2 separate regions of the Homo sapiens genome follow, and region 2 is linked to region 1. Evidence: read pairs that join two places in POLR2A ChIA-PET (ENCODE). Cell type or tissue: GM12878. All regions are shown on one strand. Links, peaks and the distances in the headings refer to the core of each region. The heading gives the core; the rest is flanking DNA.

The links. Peaks named below come from ENCODE experiments on the same cell type or tissue, not always from the same donor. Only the 100,000 strongest peaks of a DNase experiment are listed, where the experiment ranks them.
Region 2: POLR2A ChIA-PET joins it to region 1 with 6 read pairs; 5 of 35 experiments call an interaction of 5 or more read pairs at or near these places.

What each region holds. Positions count from the first base shown.
Region 1 is chr15:50,442,950-50,445,860 of GRCh38, reverse strand. The region is part of intron 3 of USP8 (ubiquitin specific peptidase 8); the gene reads right to left. Among named protein-coding and RNA genes, the nearest start is that of USP8, 20 kb to the right of the region's middle. RefSeq lists enhancers at 705-814, 935-1,024. In GM12878, for the core only: no CTCF peak of the experiment used is centred there; a DNase peak (open chromatin) is centred at 1,050; H3K4me3 peaks cover 403 bases; H3K27ac peaks cover 1,399 bases.
Region 2 is chr15:50,769,602-50,772,512 of GRCh38, reverse strand. No RefSeq gene overlaps it. Among named protein-coding and RNA genes, the nearest start is that of SPPL2A, 5.4 kb to the right of the region's middle. In GM12878, for the core only: no CTCF peak of the experiment used is centred there; no DNase peak of the experiment used is centred there.

The DNA of each region.
Region 1 (2,911 bases), core at 112-2,611:
TTTTGAGACGGAGTCTTGCTCTGTTGCCCAGGCTGGAGTGCAGTGGTGCAATCTCAGCTCACTGCAACCTCCACCTCTCAGGTTCAAGCAATTCGCCTGCCTCGGCCTTCCAAGTAGCTGGGATTACAGGCGCCTGCCACCACACCTAGCTAATTTTTTTTTTACGTATTTTTAGTAGAGATGGGGTTTCACCATGTTGGCCAGGCTGGTCTTGAACTCCTGACCTTGTGATCCACCTGCCTCTGCCTCCCAAAGTGCTGGGACTACAGGCGTGAGCCACTGTGCCCAGGCTTTTTTTTTTTTTTTTTTTTTTTTGAGACAGACTCTTGCTCTGTCGCCCAGGCTGGAGTGCAGTGGTGCGATCTCGGCTCACTGCAACCTCCGCCTCCCAGGTTCAAGCGATTCCCCTGCCTCAGCCTCCCGAGTAGCTGGAACTACAGATGCATACCACCACACCCTGCTAATTTTTGTATTTTTAGTAGAGATGGGGTTTCACCATGTTGGCCAGGCTGGTCTCAAACTCCTGACCGCAAGTGATCCACCTGCCTCAGCCTCCCAAAGTGCTGGGATTACAGGGGTGAGCCATTGCGCCCAGCCTAAATCTCTAACATTTTCTAGTATAAAATAAGAGTGAAAATACAAGTTTCTAAGGAAGTTCAATGACATACATTCAGTCCCTACCTCATCTAAAGGGTAAAAAATAGAAAATATCTTGTTAGTAAATTTAGCACCTCACATAGCTGAAGTACACTAGAGAGGCTGGGCTACAGAAAAATATAACAAAAAACAGAAAACAGTTCTGCAACTGGGCAAGGTGGCTCACACCTGTAATCCCAGCACTTTGGGAGGCCGAGGCAGGCAGACCACCTGAGCCCAGGAGTTCAAGACTAACCTGGGCAACAGGGTAAGACCTCGTTTCCACTAAAAATTAAAAAATTAGCCAGGTGTGGTGGTGCGTGTCTGTACTCCCAGCTACTCTGGAGGCTGAGGTGAGAGAATCAGCTGAGCCCAGGAAGTCGAGGCTGCAGTGAACCATGACTGTGCCCACCGCACTCCAACCTGGGTGACGGAAGTGAGATTCTGTCTCAGAACAAACAAAAAACAGTTCTAAGACAGAAGCAGATGAGATCCTCTGGACAGAGCAAATGAAAATGATCCTTTTACTGAAAAACAGGAAATGAACTACTGAATCATATGAAATAATGGCCTAAGTTACCTGAGCCTTTGCAGGGAGCGTCTCAGCCTGGACTTCTCTGCCTACATACTCCCTTTGGAAATGCAATAGAGACTCTGGAAATGGAAAAATCTCATCTGTTTAAATGTACTCACTACCTTCTCAAGAAGAGAAAAAAAAAGGCGGCTACAAAAATATTCCCAATTTTGTCATAGAAAAAAAATAACTATTAACTTCCAAAATAAAGCAAAAAGTAAACAAGACCATTAAAAAAAAAAAACTGGTTGGGCATGGTGGCTCATGCCTGTAATCCCAGCACTTTGGGAGGCCAAGGTAGGTGGATCACCGAGGGTCAGGAGTTCGAGATCAGCCTGACCAACACGGTGAAACCCTGTCTCTACTAAAAATACAAAAATTAGGCCAGGCGTGGTGGCGGGTGCCTGTAATCCCAGCTACTCGGGAGGCTGAAGCAGGAGAATCACTTGAACTTGGGAGGTGGAGGTTGCAGTGAGCCAAAATCATGCCATCGCGCTCCAGCCTGGGTGACAGAACAAGACTGTCACCTTAAAAAAAAAAAAAAAAAAAAAAACCTACCACACAAACAAAACAGCAAACAACAAAACTACCAAAGTTATCCAAATTTTAAGACTTTCAAAAATATTTACTTTAGTGAGCACCACTTACACTGCGTTTTAAGCAATTCCACTTTAACATATTTCACAGAGCGTGCAAAAACTTGTTTGAATTTAGGAAGGCCTCTGTCTCTTACCTGCAGATAAGTATGGCCAAAAATATTAAACAGTATTTTTCCCAGGGCAGGACTAATTCATCCATTGTGGACAGATGAATGAACCTCCAAATGCAAGGGGCCCCCTCTTCAAAGACAGATTTAAAACCTAGTAATTGGCCAGGCATGATGGCTCAAGCCTGGAATCCCAGCACTTTGGAAGGCAGAGGCAGGCGGATCATGAGGTCAGGAGTTCAAGACCAGCCTGGCCAATATGGTGAAAGCCCATCTCTACTAAAAACACAAAAATTAGCTGGACGTGGTGGTGCACACCTGTAGTCCCAGCTACTCGGGAGGCTGAGGCAGGAGAACCGCTTGAACCTGGGAGGCAGAGGTTGCAGTGAGCCGAGATTGAGCTACCGCACTCCAGTCTGGGCGACAGAGTGAGACTCCGTCTTTAAAAAAACAAAAAACAAAAAAAACCTAGTAACTATTATTAGAATAACTTTGCTAATGAGAAGAAATACCAGCAATGATTTATCACCATTAAGTAAAATATTAAAGTCATTCCTTAACAACCAAAAGTCACACTCCTCTAAAAATAAAAATAAGTGGCCAGGCACAGTGGCTCACAGGATCACGCCTGTAATCCCAGCACTTTGGGAGAACGAGAGGGGCGGATCACAAGGTCAGGAGTTCGATACCAGCTGGGCCAACATGGTGAAACTCCGTCTCTACTAAAGATACAAAAAAATTAGCTAGGCATGGTGGCAAGAGCCTGTAATCCCACCTACTCAGGAGGCTGAGGCAGGAGAATCGCTTGAACCCGAAAGGTGGAGGTTGCAGTGAGCTGAGAATGTGCCACCGCACTCCAGCCTGGGTGACAGGGCGAGACTCTCTCAAAGTAAATAAATTAAAAAAATTTAAAAAGATCATCAAAGAACAAACGAAATTTTGTTATTTCAGTAAGTCAATTTAAACAATAGAAGCCAATTCTACCACCAGAGAAC
Region 2 (2,911 bases), core at 144-2,643, 330 kb before region 1:
TTTCTTTTCTTTCTTTAGACAGGGTCTCACTCTGTTGCCCAGGTTGGAGTACAGTGGCTTACTGCAGCCTCAAGCTATTGGGCTCCAGAAATCCTCCCACCTCAGCCTCCTGAGTAGCTGAGACTACAGGTGCATGTTACCATGCCCGTCTAATTTTCGGTTTGTTTTTGTTTTTGTTTTGAGACAGAGTCTTCCTCTGTCGCCCAGTCTGGAGTACACTGGCACGATCTTGGCTCACTGCAAACTCTGCCTCCCAGGTTCAAGAATTCTCTGCCTCAGCCTCCCGAGTAGCTGGGATTACAGGCGCGTGCCACCATGCCCAGCTAATTTTTGTATTTTTAGTGGACACAGGGTTTCACCATGTTGGCCAGGCTGGCCTTGAACCCCTGACCTCGTGATCTGCCCACCTTGGCCTCCCAAAGTGCTGGGATTACTGGCGTGAGCCACCACACCCGGCCACACTCATTTTTTTTTTTTTTTTTTTTGAGATGGAGTTTCTCTCTGTTGCCCAGGCTGGAGCACAGTGGTGTGATCTCAGGTCACTGCAACCCCTGCCTCCGGGGTTCAAGCGATTCTCTTGCCTCAGCCTCCTGAGTAGCTGGGATTATGGGCGCACACCACCATGCCTAGCTAATTTTTGTATTTTTAGTAGAGATGGGGTTTCACCATGTTGGCCAGGATGGTCTCGATCTCCTGACCTCGTGATCCACCCGCCTCGGCCTCCCAAAGTGCTGGGATTACAGGCGTGAGCCACCGGGACTGGCCTGATTTTCATATATTTTTAAATAGAGACAAGGTCTTGCTATGTTGCCCAGGCTGATCTTAAAATCCTGGGCTCAAGCAGTCCTCCCATCTGGGCCTCCCAAAGTGTTGGGATTACAGGCATGAGCCATCGGACCCAGTCATAATCTTAAAAATTGAATTTGTAGCCAGGCCTGGTGGCTCACACCTATAGTCCCAGCACTTTGGGAGGCCCAGAAAGGAGGACTACTTGAGCCCAGGAGTTCAAGGCAGGTGGATCAGCTGAGGTCAGGAGTTCAAGACCAACCTGGGTAACATGGTGAAATGTTACACTACTAAAAATACAACAATTAGCTGGGCATGGTGGTGTGCCCCTGTAATTCCAGCTACTCAGGAGGCTGGGGCAGGAGAATCGCTAGAACCTGGGAGACAGAGGTTGCAGCGAGCCGAGATTGCGCCACTACACTCCAGCCTGGGTGACAAAGTGAGACCCTGTCTCAAAAAAAAAAAAAAAGAAAAGGCCAGGCGTGGTGGCTTACGCCTGTAATCCCAGCACTTTGGGAGGCCAAGGTGGACCGATCACCTGAGGTCAAGAGTTTGAGACCAGCCTGTTTAACATGGTGAAACGCCGTTTCTACTAAAAACACAAAAGATTAGCCGGGCGTGGTGGCTTGTACTTGTAATCGCTGCTACTTGGGAGGCTGAAGCAGGAGAATCACTTGAATCCGGGAGGTGGAGGTTGCAGTGACCCGAGATCGCGCCATTGCACTCCAGCTTGGGCAACAAGAGCGAAACTCCGTCTCAAAAAAAAAAAAAAAAAATGCAGATTCTGATTCTGATCCAGCAGGGGTTTGTTTGTTTGTTTTTTGTCGCCCATGTTGGAGTGCAATGGCAAGATCTCAGCTCACTGCAACCTCTACCTCCCAGATTCAAGCAATTCTCCTGCTTCAGCCTCTCGAGTAGCTGGTTTTACAGGCGCCCGCCATCACACTCGGCTAATTTTTTGTATTTTTAGTAGAGATGGGGTTTACACCATGTTGGCCAGGCTTGTCTTGAACTCCTGCCCTCAGGTGATCTGCCCGTCTCTGCCTCCCAAAGTGCTGGGATTATAGGTGTTAGCCATGGCGCCCAGCCGATCCAGCAGAACTGTACCTATTCCTGGCATGATTACGCATTTCTAACAAGCTTTCAGGTGATGCTCTGATGTTGGTCCAGAGTACATGATTATAGACTTTATTATGAATATCAGTGAAACTAAATAGTCTTCTAGACAGTACAGGGGTCCTCTTAGGAGTTTTCTCAAGAGATTACAGTCACAATGCATCTGCAGTCTGATGGCACAGACATTTGTGTTTGGGCAAGCAGTTCTCCCATTCCTCTCAAGAGTTTATTCAAAACTCTTCAGTAGATGCGTCACTTGGTCCCACTTTCACCACCCACCTCAGCCTCCCGAAGTGCTAGGAATACAGGCATGAGCCACTGCACTCAGCGCATATGTCTTATTTCCAATTATCTAGGGATTTTCCAGACATCTTTTTGTTATTGATTTCCAATTCTCTTGTGGTCAAAGAACATACTTTGTATGATTTAAAACCTCTTAAACTTGGCCAGGCGCGGTGGCTCACGCCTGTAATCCCAGCACTTTGGGAGGTTGAGGCGGGCGGATCACAAGTTCAGGAGATTGAGACCATCTTGGCTAACACGGTGAAACCCCATCTCTACTAAAAATACAAAAAATTAGCCGGGCGTGGTGGCAGGCGCCTGTAGTCCCAGCTACTCGGAAGGCTGAGGCAGGAGAGTGGTGTGAACCCGGAAGGCGCAGCTTGCAGTGAGCCAAGATTGTGCCACTGCACTCCAGCCTGGGTGACAGAGCGAGACTCCGTCTCGAAAAAAAAAAAGAAAACAGAAAAAAAAACCTCTTAAACTTATCAAGATGTGTTTTATGGCCAAATAGTTTATTTGGTAAAGGTCCTGTGTACCCTTAAAATTATGTAGTTGTTGGGTGGAGAGTTCTATAAATGCCAATTAGGTCAAGTTGGTCAATGGTGTTGATCAAGTCTTCTGTATCCCTGCTGATTTTCTGCCTACTTGTTCTTTCAATTATTAAAAGATTTTACTTGAAATCTTTAACTGTAATTATGAATTCATCTATTTTTCCTTTCAGTTTAAT